Linked DNA regions of Mus musculus: region 2 is linked to region 1. The links are chromatin loops, found by intact Hi-C in ENCODE. Cell type or tissue: heart. All regions are shown on one strand.

Region 1 (8,000 bases):
AAATAAATCAAATGAATGCACTAGGATGTTTCATCTGAATCTGTGTCATTATAAACTGTGGTTGCAATTTCAGTAAACTCCATGTGTATAGTATCACAGTGCTTATGAAGTGGACCTAAAATATCATGATTCTGATCATAAATCACCTATGCAATGGTTAGTTCAAATTGTCAACTTGACATAACCTAGACTTACCTATGAATAGAGTCTCAATAGGGATTATCTAGATAAGGTTGGCCCACTGACATGTCTCTGGGAGATTTTTTGACTCTCTTAATTGACATGTTCAGACCTAGCATGAAAATGGATGGCACCATTCCCTGGACTTGAGCCCTGGACTACAACAAAATAAAGCTTGCTAGGTACTGAATATAATTACATTCAATTAATATCATTGCATCAATCTTTATTTGGAAGATTCTGATTCATTTATTAACAAGATATGACCATAATATAAAACAACTCATATCTCACATTAATAAAAAAAATAACTGAAGCATAGGTCTTGTTAAAGTCTTAGCAGGAAACGGTAATATCTCATTTCTCAACAGTCCTCCTCTACCACAGAGATCTTTCCCCTAGAAGACTGAAAGCTGGTGATTAGTGTGACTTGAAAAACATTAATTCTACTCAAGTATGTAATTGCTTAAATAGTTCTCACCAAATTCTCACACCTTCTAACGCCACATATCAAATGTCAACTGCTCCATTTCAGGCTTCATATTCTCACTTTGGGAGTTGTGCCTCTGTTACCTGCAGACATGGGAAGGGATGTGTAGTACTAGCAGACATTGAGAAGAAGATCATTGAGCTCCTCCCTATTCTAAGGCATCCTCTCTTGGGCTTCTCACTAGAGACCCATTGGATAAACACAGTAGACCAAGAATCAAAAGAGAATGGCCTTGAGCTAAGTAAAGTCTACCTGGAGTTCCAGAGGTATCCTCTATTGGCTGATAGGAGAAATTTGTTGCAGTACTCACTAATAAGGGGATATTAGTCCAGAAGCTCAGAATCCTTAGAAGGGGGAACAAAATACCCATGGAAGGAGTTACAGAGACAAAGTTCAGAGCAAAGACTGAAGGAACGACCATCCAGAGACTGCCCCACTTGGGGATCCATCCCATAAACAACCACCAAACCCAGACATTATTGTGGATTCCAACAAGAGCTTGCTGACAGGAGCCTGATATAGCTGTCTCCTGAGGGGCTCTGCCAGTGCCTGGCAAATACAGAAGTGGATGCTCACAATCATCCATTGGACGGAGCACACGGTCCCCAATTAAGGAGCTAGAGAAAGGACCCAGGAAGATGAAAGGGTTTGCAGCCCCATAGGAGGAACATCAATATGAACTAACCAGTACCCCAGAGCTCCTCAGAGCTAAACCACCAATCAAAGAAAACACATGGTGGGACTCATGGCTTTAGCTGCATATGAAGCAGAGGATGGCCTAGTCGGTCATCAATAGGAGGAGAGGCCCTAAGTCCTGTGAAGGTTCTATGCTTCAGTATAGGGGAGTGCCAGGGCCAGGAATGGGAGTTGGAGCATTTGGGAGCAGGGGGAGGAAGGAGAGGATAGGGGATTTTCAGAAGGGAAACTAGGAAAGGGGATAACACTTGAAATGTAAATAAAGAAGATATCTAATAAAAAAATTTTAAAAACCAAAAAAAAAGAACCAATAAATTCATTGAAATGATATAGGAACCCCCCCTCAGTTTTACCTTCACAAAGATACCCAAGCTGGTTTTATTTATTGAATGAAGGATGGTCATCAAACACCTTCCTGACAGAGAAAGCTTCTCCAAGCTACTTTTCCAAACAAACATTTGAATTCACAGTGTTTCCAAATAAAATAATCAATATTAATATTGATAATAATAGTAATAATAAGTCATAGCAAAAGTTTTAAGCACACCCTGAAGGAGAACTACTTTTCAGGCATCAAACAGTAAAAACTTGGTCTTTCCTGCCAACTGGTTATTTGGTTTTCTTAGAGGCATGGTCAGTGAGATTTTGAAGTTACCTATATAACTGTATCTTTCCTGAAGTTTATGTTAGTCCAGATAAAAGTTTAAGCTGATAATTACTAGTTTACTTCTCCCTAACTGGGTAGATGATTTATTCCAAATAAGTTAGCTCAGTACTATCCTGGCAATGACATGGTGCCCATTCTAGATGAAAATACGATGGAATGCGAGCTGAATCCACTTCATTCTTATTTGCACCAACCCAGCTGGGACATGTAACACTACCTTAGCAATTTTATATTTCCTCAATTTGTTATTACCACACTTAAAATAAGCAAAGGGAAGCTAAGATGGTGGATATATAATCTATCTCAGAATGTAAAGGCTTCCTTTAGCAGATGTACGTAAGTCACAGTTAGTCTACAAATAGAATATCCAGAGAGAATGGATCCAACACAGAGGAAAATGGTATACTTGTCATATCACCCAACGTGCGCTACCAATTCAGCATCTGTTTGAGAGAAGAGATGCGAGATTCATCCCTTAGAGCAATGTGATTTGGCCCATTGCGTTTCCCTCGCTTTGTTTTACTTAATAAGCAGCTCTCATGAGGTGAAAGCTTCTGTGGGCCTACAAAGACAAAACAGACACAGTGAGATAATTTTCTGTTTTCTTCAGTGCCTTGCTTGGAGATATGCAATGAACTAGTCTTGCTGTTCTCTCAGAGTCCAGAGTATTTGAGGGTGTGAAGGAAGAAATTCAAGATGAATAGAGAACTGTCATTTCATGTTTTTGCGGGTCTACTCTTTCTTAGCACACTAAGTATGAGCTAGATAATGTCATTTGACTAATCTAACATCCTCCACAATGGTTTTACACACTTTTCTTATAATTCGACTCAGTAACTTTCAAATGAAATAGAATAGGGAAGTAATGTGACCTGTACAAAACGCTTTTGATTGGTTATAGATTTTTCACATGGCAATGCATAAGATAAATGTTGGAATGGCTCACTGACTCTTCAGAAGATGTACCCTCTACCTTCCTTCTGCATATATATGCAGAACTTGGCATGTTCCTTTTTTTAAAAAATTTGTCACGTGCTCTACATTCTTTGACGGGTTCTTATTTCTCCCTTTCAATCCACTGAAGCCCAATTGACCTGTTAGTGCTGTCATTAAACCATGAGCAACTGAATTAATCGCTGTGAATCCTTTGTGATCTCAGGAATCCTAAATTCCCCAACACAACACCCATGTTTTGTGGGGTTTTTTTCTTACCTTATCTCCTACGACAGACTACAAGGATTAGAATTATAATGAACCCTATATGCAAGCTAGATGTCTAGCTGTGAATCTAGATGCACATAATTTTTGAGCAATACATGTTGAAGAGCAAATGAGTCACAGTTATTTCTGGTTCAAGAATAGCTATCCCTTACAGAGCACCTGCGTCTGTCTTCTGTAAAGTAGATAAATAATGGAAGGAGATACAAATGGATTTTCAAATGTGGTGTCAAAAAAAGGAAAGTAAAACTGACATGAGAGTTGGGTTTTTTTTTTTTCAAGGTATGGGTGAAAGGGGCAGGGATAGCATCTTCTTTGTATGTGGATACATTTGCTGCCTCTGAGATTTAGGCTATTTTTGAGGTAGAGGTGGAATTGAAGAGAGCTTCTAAGACCTACTTGTCTTTTTCAGAAGCCTGTCCCAATTTTCTAGAAGCCTTGGGTTTTCACTAACCAGGAATTCAGAATACTCTGGGGACTTATTTGTCTCTCCTCTGATCCATTGTCATGGACTCACCACTTGCCAAGGAAAAAATGGCCATTTCTGTCCAAATCCCTTTCCCTCTGGGCCCATACAAAGATGAATGAAATGTTTCTTAAAGAGATGGAGGCAAATTAGCTTTCCACCTCTTGTTTCTCTGAACATAAAATCTTATCTGTTTTCTAGTGGATTCCTGGTATCCACTAATGGCACCAGTCTCTAAGTTGGGAGAAGTCTTATTCAAAAGACACAAAGCAAACGAACAAGAGCTGACTTCCTCTCACTCAGCAAAGCATTTCAATTTTAATGTTCATACTCTCTTTAGGGTGGAATTTCCGTCAGGCGGAGATAAGCAGCTTTGTTTCTTGGCAAGACAGACATCCTCTTTGATTTTGCCACTGAGTAACCCCTGAAGAGAATACAGTATTTACAAACTAGGCCTCTCTGACATGTTTGCCTATATTTCCCTGTCCTCTGACTGTTCCAAACACCTCTTAAAATAGCTTTGCAAGTAAGTACCTTCCCAGCATTCTCCAGGAGCACATCGCGTTCCCAGTGAGAGTGACAGTGGTCTGGGCTGCTGCACATTGGCAGCTCCCCTTGAATTTCTCAGGTCCATGAGATATTCAGTGTCCCAGACAACACCAGCTCCACAACTCACCACCAATTATGTCTCCTCTCTCCTTCTCCTGATAAAAGCAGACAAAAATACCAACAGGAAAAGAAAACAAAACAAAACAAAAATAATAAAAGACTGATATTTCATCTTAAAAAGATTTATGACAGACTGAATACATGTATAGCTATTGGGGCTTCAGGATGAAGTAATGGTAAGTTGGAAGGAAAATCCATTGGCATAATTAGGAGCGATGACATAAAAATGTGGCTTCCTAAATTGTCTTTTCTTCACTCTAAAGATCCTGCATGGATTTTTTTTTTTTCAAATCTGGCAATACATATGAGAACAGAGTCTCCTGGTGACCTTATAAAATGAGAAAGCAAACGAAAAAAGTAGAATTGAATGTAGGTTAATGAAAAAGTTCATTTACCCTTTCGGTTGGGAGCCTGGCTTTTAAATGCTCACTATGCACACCTGTAATCCCAGCAAGAATGAGGCAGAGGCAGATGAATCTCTGTGTTCAAGGGCAGCTTAGTTTACAGAGTGAGTTCCAGGACAGCTCAGGCTACACAAAGTCTGTGTAAACAAGCAAATAAAACAAACAGCAAACCAAAACTAAGCAAAACTGTTCACTTATCGTGCTACCACCTACTTTTTGAAGTGGTCATATATGTTTGTTTTTTTTTTTTTTTTTTTTTTTTCACAGAGGCAGTTAGACCAATGATGATGTTGAGTTTGGGTGAAATGCTGGGACTCTTATACTTCAAACCTGGTTCCAATACTGTGAACATGAGTTTTAAACCCACTACTGCTTTTTGTTCATAATAGATTTAACTGTGAAATAAAGGTATCAGACTGGATCTTAATGAGAAATCCACGGGTTTCCTGAATGTGAATAAATGGAGGTGAAAGGTAAAGTTTCAATAAAACATATAAGATTGGTATAATTTACCACTAATTTATTCTGCTTGAGGCATATCTAGATCAAAAGTCAAAGAAAGCTGTCTGGATCCCCCCTTTCTAAGCTCCTAATACATATTGAAGGCTCCTCACAGGTAGTGCAATCTTTCTGTAGCTATGGGAGGTCATAGCAAGGCTGATATGAATAAACATAAAGTTGCCCCAGCACAGAGAGTGGAAACTAGTATTTCTTCCTCTGTTGATATATGGCAGAGTGGAGGTTAGGTTAGTTGATGAACAAACACAGTTCTATTCATAAAGTGGATGATTGGTAATTATCTATTAAATGAGTGAATGCAAGAATAAACAAACCAATGCTCCAATTTCATCATTATCCAGCACAATGTATAGTTTCATGATCAAAACGGCTATTTGTCTTTGGTCATTTACCTCTCAGTCAAGTAGAAGAAAGAAATGATACAAATCTATTCCTGTAACAGGGGGAAATGTGTGCTATTTCAACACATGTGATTGTCCATTGCAATATACACACACAGGAGCTTTGTCCTGTTGCAAGCTCATGTGCTCAAGACAGAATAGATTAAGCTTAAACAATGATACTATCATTTACCTACAAGGGCAGCCTAGGAAAAGTTTTGCTGAAACTTAATGGAGTGTTGGTTTTCAATGTGGAAAAATATATCCTATGTGAATACTTTTTCCCAAAAGGAAATTTTATAAAGTCTCATATTATTTTAGAAGATAATTAACTTAATGTTATAGAAGCAACAGAATTATACTGGGGTTGGAAGAATCTTGGGAATTTAGGCAGACTAAGGCATAAAAATCATCATTAGATAGTATTTATTGAGTTTATCTCTGTACTAAGATTAGAAACAGATACCAGATTCAATGCAGAGAAAAAGGGAAATTAAAATAATTTTTAAAAGAGAGAAAAATATTTTCCTACCCTTATGCAGTAACTTTCTTCTAATGAAAACAGACAATATCAATGAGAATTTAACTGTGTTTATCATGGATTTGGATATAAATTCAGAGAAAATGAGCATAGGACCCAGTGAGGTACTAAAAGTGAAGTTGAAGTTAGTGTGGACATCATTAGTTATCACATGCAAATCCTATGTCTAATAGCCAGAATGGCTACATCAAGATATCAAACTGCATCAATCTGACTAAAGACTGAGAATAAAGAAAGGGTCACAGTCCAGAGAAATGCTAAATGACCCCTCAGGACTCATCTTGCTTCTGAACAGAAATGGGGACTCTGGTAAGCCAAATTCAGACATGTGGCCTTTCATCCAGAGGTCATATTCTTTCATAGTTGAAACTTTCCTTGAAGTGTTTAGTCTTTTTATCAAACTGTGGCATTATCATGACTGCCAAGTCTTGGGAAATCAGGCAATAAAGAGAAATGGAAAAGACACGGGTATGTGATGTCTTTTCCTTGCCACTCCTCAGCTAGACCCTGGGGAGCAGAAGAGTCACCACAACTGGGTAAACAATATTTTGTTTAAATTATTTTTTAAAAATTTCCTACAAAATATAATAGTGGAAAAATAATTAGCAAGATCCACATCATGGCAAGTAGCAGTGCCATGTTCCTAATAACACCGTAACTGGGGGTGGGGGGGGGGGTAACTCCCTAACAAAAAGAACAACACAGAGAGATTTAAAATATTTAGAACATGAAATCTCTGGTTATCACTAAAGATTTGTTGAATTCAAGAACATAGAATGAAGGACTAGGGGCTGGAGAGATGGCTCAACAGTTAAGACTGCTCTTCCAGTGTTCCTGAGTTCTATTCCCTGCAACCACATGGTGGCTCACAACCATCTGTAATGAGATCTGATGCCCTCTTCTGGTGTGTCTGAAGACAGCGACAGTATACTCCTATACATAAATAAATAATTCGTTTTAAAAAGTGAAACCAGAGACACTGAAACTTATAGAGGAGAAAGTAGGGAAAAGCCTTGAAGATATGGGTACAGGGGAAAAATTCCTGAATAGAACAGCAATGGCTTGTGCTGTAAGATCGAGAATCGATAAATGGGACCTCATAAAATTGCAAAGCTTCTGCAAGGCAAAAGACACCATCAATAAGACAAAAAGACCACCAACAGAATGGGAAAGGATCTTTACCTATCCCAAATCAGACAGGGGACTAATATCCAATATATATAAAGAACTCAAGAAGGTAGACTCCATAAAATCAAATAACCCCATTAAAAAATGGGGCTCAGAACTGAACAAAGATTTCTCACCCGAGGAATACCGAATGGCAGAGAAGCACCTGAAAAAATGTTCAACATCTTTAATCATCAGGGAAATGCAAATCAAAACAACCCTGAGATTCCACCTCACACCAGTCAGAATGGCTAAGATCAAAAATTCAGGTGACAGCAGATGCTGGCGTGGATGTGGAGAAAGAGGAACACTCCTCCATTGTTGGCGGGATTGCAAGCTTGTACAACCACTCTGGAAATCAGTCTGGCGGTTCCTCAGAAAATTGGACATAGTACTACCGGAAGATCCAGCAATACCTCTTCTGGGCATATATCCAGAAGATGCCCCAACCGATAAGAAGGACACATGCTCCACTATGTTCATAGCAGCCTTATTTATAATAGCCAGAAGCTGGAAAGAACCCAGATGCCCCTCAACAGAGGAATGGATACAAAAAATGTGGTACATTTACACAATGGAGTACTACTCAGCTATTAAAAAGAA
Region 2 (8,000 bases), 49 kb before region 1:
GTGTAGCAGAGGATGGCCTTGTCGGTCATTAATTGGAGGAGAGGCCCTTGGACCTGTGAAGGCTCTATGCCCCAGTGTAGGGGGATGCCAGGGCCAGGAAGTGGGAGTGGGTGGATTGGTGATCAGGGGGAGAGGGATCAGATAGGGGGTTTTTGGAGGGGAAACCAGGAAAGGGGATAACATTTGTAATGTAAATAAAGAAAATATCTAATGAAAAAAGAAAAGAGAAAAAACAAGCAGAAGTCTGTCAGACAGCTGGTTCTCTCTCATTCAGGATGTTCACAGGAGACATCAAAGCCATAGTACCTAAGGCCCAGAGCTCTTGAATGGAGGAAGCACAGACACTATCGAATGAGGTAACACTCCATGTGTGTCCTATAAACAGCTGTGCATTGTTGCTTAAGGCATCTGCCTCCTCTGGAAATAGCTTGGCTGTGTTTTCCACAGTTTATGGAGAGTAATACAAACAGTGATGACCGTATGATAACTGTGGAGGCTAACTCGCTTTGGACCAGGCTGCATTGTGAGCGTCTAGATAGGACTCTACACCTCATAATAACTCTGTAACCCATACACTGCTAGCTCCACTTTGATAAACATAATAATATGAGGGGGTGGAGATAATTTCCCCCAATTCACACAATGAGAAGGCAATTACAAAGACCCTAATTAACCAGGCCATCTAATTCTATAGTGACCATTAGGTAAGACTTCTTTTGTGGGAACAATTTGCCACAGACAGGGCAATACATGTGATGGAGTATCTGCCTTTACATCATCATCATCACCACCCTCATCACTATCATCATCACCATCAGAATTACACCTTTGATGCACTTATTCTGCTTTAAATATAAATAACTTTGATATAACCTTCAATTTTTTTAATTTTTTTTACTGTTTAATAGTTCTTTACATCAGTTTAAGGAGTTTTAGTTTTTTAACTGCAATTTTTAAAAATTAATTATGTTATGAGTTTTAGTTTTTTAATCTCTCCACGTCTTTCCCTCCTTCCTGCCTCTCTCCTTCTCAACAAGTCTCTCTTCTACTTTCATGTCAAAAGTACGCAGCCCATCAGGTTTAACTGGCATTTCGTGAACAAACATATGTGGACCATAACTTATCAGTGGTTATAGCACTGAGGAACCTGGTGCTCCCACCCTGACCTTTAATTGCAATAGCACTTCAGGGACCTCATGGGCCCCTCCTTCACCCGTGGTAGAACACTGATTTATACTGGTCTTGGGTAGCAGCACTGGTCTTCAGCTATAGTGAGTTCATGAGTGCACAGCCACTGTGTCATATCCAGAAGTCATAGTTTTGCTTCACATCCTTCCATCCTCCTCCTCTTACAGTCTTTCTACTTCCTCTTTTGTCATGTCCCTTAAGTTTTGCAGGAAGTGATGCAATTGTCCTATTTAGGACTCAGCTTGCCACATCACTTGTTCTGAGCACTTTGGCCAGTTATGAGCTTCAGCCTGGTCCAAGCCTGGTCCCCAACAGCTTTAACACTGGGTCTCCATCACAGCTTAGGGAATGTACTTCAGCCTTCACCCTAGGCCTCCTTACTAGCTCAGGGCACCAGTAGAGGAAGATCTGGCCCATGGTCCCCAGCAGGCAAGGTCAATGCAACAGACTACAAACGTTCGTGTCTGCAATATAAAGTTTCTTTTCTTGTTTCTATTTGTTTATTGTTTTTTCAAACCGTGTACCATACTGTACTTATTAATTTAAATGTTGCCTAGTTATATTTTGTTTATCATTTAAACCCACTGCTGTTATCTACATGTCTAATCCTACAGTCTTACCTACCTAGCTATTATTATCTATAAGTTCTTCTTCTTATTTTGTTGATTTTATTTGAGTCATCAAACCAAGCTTGAAATAAATCACAGTAAGTAATGCACCCAAGACCAGCACTGATATACTATCCATATTTACTTTGAGATAATTTTTAAACTGGCTGTAAATTTGTTCATATAAGTTCCATTATACTTGACATTATTTAAGTTTTATCACAATCAGTCTTTCTCTTGTGAAATCTCATCTAATTATTTAATTTTTATTTAATATATTTGGTGTTTGTGTGTCTGTGTGTGTGTGCGTGTGACAGTACACATGTGGAAGTCAGAAAACAATTCTGTGGAGTCCAGAAACAAACAAACAAACAAACAAACAAACAAAAACAGAAAGCAAAAACAAAAAAGAAAACAACAAAACAAAAGCCTTTTACCTTTATGTAGAAATGGAACTCCAGGCTCGGACACCAAATGGTTTACCAATTAAGCCATTTCACTGGTCCCCTGATCATTTAAAACAGTCTAAAATTTGGGTTTTATTCCTCCCAGTGCACCAGTGGTATAGCCTTTCTTAATTATTTAATTTCCATTAAGCTCTGTTTTTCTTTGCTTGGAAAACAGATAGTAAGATCTGCTATTCTTATTTTAATTAGTTTTCTTGGAGTCAAATTATTGAACTAAAATTATTCTCTTGCTATTTCCACCTCCTAATCCTGGTTGAGAGAAGAAACTCAATAACATCTGCACAGGATGCTGACATGATAAGCCTTTGTGTGTATCCTTCCTTCATTTGCCATCCACAGCTTATTGCTTGAGTAAACACAGGGTTAGTGAAACTGGAGGTTTTTCACTCCCCCAGTCACCTAATTTAAAGAACTCATGGTATCTAGAATTTGATCCAGATTTGCTTAACTCAAGACTGTGTTACTATCATTAAGTCCAATAAGAATGAGAAGGAAACTGCAAGTTAAACGACTCTGCACTTGCATGACTTCATAAAAGACGATATAAAATTCTTTTATATCTTTCTTTCTGTAGCCAAGCTAAACCACTCTTAGAGGAAACGCGTCAACAGATTTGCCTTGCCTTCTAAGGGGACCCCACTGACAGTTTCTGTCAGTATTGTGTCTCATGGGGACAAGCTGTTTGGTGGCTGTGATGGCCAAGTGGGACCGAAATTAGCAAAGGACTTCTAAATGCAATTGGAAAAGGAGACATTTTCCTAAGTAAAAGTTAGAAAGTGATCAACTCTAATTATCTTGATAGAATAGGAACAGTTTAAATGGTGACTACATCATCAGTGCTTTTTATGCAATGGCTAGGTCTAGACTGGAATCAGAGAATGTTTAGAGCCTGAAAAAAAGGAGAGTGGTAGAGCATCTCTTCCCTTTCTACTTAGCCTTCCCATTCCAAACTCCAGAACTGCCCCCCCCCCCCATGCTTTGATATCCATGAAGCCCAAGGATACAGTGGCATTCACAGCTCTGCTAGGTCTAGAGACAGCTTTGGTGCACTTCTGTTGGAAGCCAGCCATCTCAAGTCTGGTTTATATCTGGGACAAATTCTCAGGACACTCAGATTATGAGCAAGTCATGTCACATGGGTTGTGAGACAAGAGGAGATTCCAGCCCCACACTCCCTTCCTAGGTGAAATTAGCCATCATGCTTGATGTCCAAAGCATGAAAATCTTTCAAGATCTGATTGTCAATTTTTCAAGCTTATTGCATATATTTATGTCAGTCACAAGAAAACTCTTTACACCTCTCCATTTGGATAAGTGCATGAGGCTTGCTTTCTCATCAACTTCCTTGAAAACCTAATTATACTGAACCAGATGCTGTGTTTAACACCAATTGATGTGGCAAGCAGTTGGGTTTTCTTGTTTTTTGTTTTTTGGGGGTTTTGTTGTTGTTGTTGTTTTTTGACAACGACATAATATAAATTCATACTCTTCACACTGTTTCTGGGAGCTGAATTCCAATGTAATCATGGTCCCCGCCTCCTCTATTTTTAGCTTATTAAATAACACGGACAGCCAAATGACAAATTTACTCTAATATCTGCACTGTAAACCTATGTGCTCTTGCAATATGCAATGTTGATATTTCAAAAACAAAAACTGATAAAAAAGAGTCTGCATATTATAATCCTTAGAGATCAAATTAACTCTTATATTCAATTTTGATCACACATAAGATCAAAGAGAGAAAGGTGCTGTAGGAGTTGGAATTCCCCTAACTCTGTATATGTCACCACATTACCAAATTTCATGAAGCTGCTGAAAGCTATGGTCATCTTCTTTACCCCAGCATGAATCAGCAAAAAGGAAAGAAAGGGAAAGTATCAAAGCTTTTCAGACAAAAGCTCTCATCAGATCTAGAGATGGGAAGACACAGGTGTGCTGATTGAATGAGGATGGCCCTACAAGCTTGCCTATTAAAATGCTTAGACCACAGTTGGTAGAACTATTTGCAGAGGATTAGGATGCATGGTCTTTTTGGAAAAGGTATGTCACTGGAGGAGGGCTTTGCTCTTGAGCCATTCCCACTGTGAGCCCTCTCTCCCTCTCTCCTCCTCTCCCCTTCTGCCCCTCTTTCCCTCTTCCCCTCTTCCCCCCTCCCTCTCTGTCCCTCTCACCTTCTTGCCCCCCTCCCTCCCTCCTGGTTATGTCTCAACATGTAACCTCTTAGCAACTGCTCTGGCACTATACCTGCCCTCATACCTTCTACCATGCTCCACCCCCATGCCATGTTGGCAAGGATGCTAACTCTCTGAAACTGTAATCCCCAAATAAACTTTCTTCTATAAGTTTGTATGTCCATGGTCTCTTATCAAATGATAGAAAAGTAACTAAGATGCCAAGTACATTAGTATTCAGGATGCAAAAGTGCACAATGCACTCCTGGTTTAAATCACTGTGCTTATAAGAAGCTCTATTCATGTTGAGAGGTTGATAGAAATGATTTATCTTGAGACTTGAAGGCATGTGTGACCTTGATCTATTTGAAATAGAGCTGATTATAGGAGAACAGCAGCCCAAAGTCTGCAGCTACAAACAGACACTCTGAATTCAAGGACTTGTAGGTAAAACAAGCAAAGGAGGAGGGCTAGATGTTATCCATACCCTTATAACCTATACTAAAATGTTGAAAAACTATAATTCATTTTCTTAAGCTTCTTACTCCTAGGTAGTGCCAAAATATTTGTAGCCACTCCAGAGAAAAAATAGAAATGAAAACAAAAGCAATAGTGAAAGCACAGGATGAAAATTATGCTTTTACTCATGATCTGTATTACTTGAGTCTCACCCCACCCCAGTCCCTTCTCTTTTATAGAACTCAGTCATAAAGAGCCACCCACCACACTCACAGAAAGGACAGCCCAAAGTGATTTCTGTGTAATTTATCGTGCCCTATCATAATAATTTGTTCCTACCTACTTGGTAGCTTGAATTATCATTAATGCTAAGTAATTTCTAAAGCCAACTAGTAGTCTAGTAAGTAGGTGGTTATTAGGCACCCATTAAATTCAGCTACAAAACAATGTTAATTACATTGTGATGTAACTTTCTGAGCATGAAGATGCAGAGACTCGGAGACATTCCATAACAATCCTTTTGCTCTCCTCATCTCAACATGAAGAGATACTTATTTTAATCTGAAGTGTTTAAAAGGCAAAGAACACTATTTTGACCCTCCAATAGTATTTGTAGCTAACTACTTACTTGGTAGGAGAATACACAATATTGGAAAAATACTTCTCTTCATATATTAGGGAATATCAGTCAGTCATGTATGATGTGGCTAAATGGAAAATCTATAACTCACCTAATCACAAACGTATCTATGAAACGTAAGTTTCATGTTTTGTTCCACATGAGTTGTCTTTGTGAAAGACCATATTAAAGACCATATGCTCTCTATTTTTTTCTTCAAAGGGGATTTTTCTGTATAGCCCTGGCTTTCCTGGAACTCATTCTGTAGGCTGGGCTGGCCTCAAACTCAGAAATCTGCCTACCTCTGTCTCCCAAGTGCTGGGATTAAAGGCCTGCACCACCACTGCCAGGCAATCATATGCTCTTAAAGCAAGTACCACTTTCTCAAAGATAGAAACAGCAGTGACAATTGGAAGAAGCTCTGTATATGGATCCTTACTGTAAATGTCACTGAAGGGAGATCATGGAGGCTCTGATTGAGGCCTCAGTTTACCTTCCTTTTCAGTAAGAATTGGTTTTCCAGGGAGCTGAAACAGAAAGTGGGCTGAGGAGCTTAATAATTGACGTGGAGTTTTTATAGTCCCAGAGCAGAGAAGCAGTTATGTGAAGTCTAAACATTTCCTTTTTAATAAAAGTAATAATAGAGGTATATAGGTTTGAAGGCAACTCCCTGCCCTAAACAAAACTGAATAGAATTGCAGAATGAGGTCCCCAAGGCAAACAGTGCAGAGCAGGGTTTTCTTAGCATGCAGACAGCAAGGTGCAATCTGAAACAGCTTCAACCTGCTTCCTGAGAGGAGAATCCAGAGCTCAGAAACCATCTGCATATTTCAGTATCAGTAATTGAAAGTGTTCTCTTTATCCTTCTTTAAGCTTCACCAGTAGATTGCCATTAATTCCTACTAATTAACAAAATGCAGTTCAAATTTAAGTCATCATTAAATCTCCTGAATTGGCTCACGTCAATTCTAGTGCCTTCTCTAGACCTTATGTTATTCAACTTCTCCCATAATCCACACTTCTCACTGTTTATAAGGCAATAGCTTTCAGTCTAAGCACCGAAGTGTTTCTAAATTCTGAATTTTCATCAATTTGCCCCTGAATAAAATAATAAGGCCTCACTTGTTAAAACTTTTTAATTGTCTTAATTTCTAGAAGAAAGTTCTAGGTTTTGTGGCCTGTTAGTCTTATACAAAATGTTAGAATTTGCTTGGAGCTCCATGAAAACTCCCAGTAGAGATCATAAGGATCCATCCTGACCTGGCAAGAATCATTTTAAAGTCTAATGATTGACTGCCCTGAATGATCCTGGGCAAGTTCCCTGCATAACTTCCTAGCATACTATAAATAAGTAAAATCACTGGAGTAGTGTGTGGAGATTAATGACCTGGTGCTGACACCAACAGTCCCCAGGAATGTGCAGAATACCATTGGCACAAGTTTAAGATAAGCCTGGTACTTTCTTGCCAGGGCAAAATCACTTTTATCCACAGCATTATACAAGCAAGCCCTGCTTCTCTCTTTCTGACCAAAAACATGAGTACACTCCCATCTTGCTGCATACAAGATATATGTGTGTAGATAAGTCCCCAATAAATCATAATCTATGTATCCTAATCCTTGTTCTGTCTGTCTTTGTTTTGTTTTGTTTTGTTTTTGTTTTGTTTTGTTTTGTATTGTTTTGTTTTGTTTTGTTTTTTGTCTCCCAAGTCATGGCTTGGTGTCATTTTTTTTTTCTGGAAAGAGATTTTAGTTAGAATTGTATTACATGTAAAGTGCAACTAATGGAGAAATTGTCTTTAAAACAGTCTAACTTTGAGCGAAACCTGATAAGTAAAAGCATATTTATGTTGCCATTAACATCCCTCACAGTTTTATAAGTATTTATATTCATTTTTATCAGTTTTATATTCATTTCTAGTTTATTGTTAACATTTGATAATTTAGCAAATAATGACCTTTTGACAACTGAAATTTTGTTGAGCTTACTGATAGCACTACTAGGGTGTTCTTCAGAATATCCTTTCCTATTCACATAAGTTGAAACATGGACCTATGTTCTTTATCTGATTGAGAGAATCATGGTTTATGTCAAGGTCCCTGATCTACTTGAAGTTGAGTTTAGTACTGGGAAGAACACAAACGACAGCAAAGCAAATCAGCAGACCAATGAAACGAGTCCTAATGATATTCTGCTCTACTCATAGACGGTGCCTGGCCAAGTCATCAGTGGAGAGGCTCCTCCAGCACCTAATGGGAACAGATGCAGAGATCCATGACTAAACAGGCAGAGCTTGGGGAGCCCAGGGGAACAGGGGGAGGAAGCATTGTAGGAGCCAGTAGGGTTGAGAAGACCAGGAGAACACTGCACAAAGAATCAACTGAGCAGAGCTCACAGGGGCTCACAGAGACTAAGTAGAAATCAAGGAGATTGTGTGGGTCTGAGCAAGGTCCTCTGCATATATGCTGTGGTTGTTTAGCTTGG

What was found. Peaks named below come from ENCODE experiments on the same cell type or tissue, not always from the same donor. Only the 100,000 strongest peaks of a DNase experiment are listed, where the experiment ranks them.
Region 2: it touches region 1 in a loop (4-fold over the local background); 5 of 42 quality-filtered maps call a loop at or near these places.

Annotation. Positions count from the first base shown.
Region 1 is chr6:36,401,515-36,409,514 of GRCm38, reverse strand. The region is part of intron 2 of Chrm2 (cholinergic receptor, muscarinic 2, cardiac); the gene reads right to left. Among named protein-coding and RNA genes, the nearest start is that of Mir490, 16 kb to the left of the region's middle. In heart, no CTCF peak of the experiment used is centred here; a DNase peak (open chromatin) is centred at 4,274; H3K27ac peaks cover 1,411 bases.
Region 2 is chr6:36,450,591-36,458,590 of GRCm38, reverse strand. All of the region lies in intron 2 of Chrm2 (cholinergic receptor, muscarinic 2, cardiac), which reads right to left. Among named protein-coding and RNA genes, the nearest start is that of Mir490, 33 kb to the right of the region's middle. In heart, no CTCF peak of the experiment used is centred here; DNase peaks (open chromatin) are centred at 3,330 and 6,930; H3K27ac peaks cover 2,229 bases.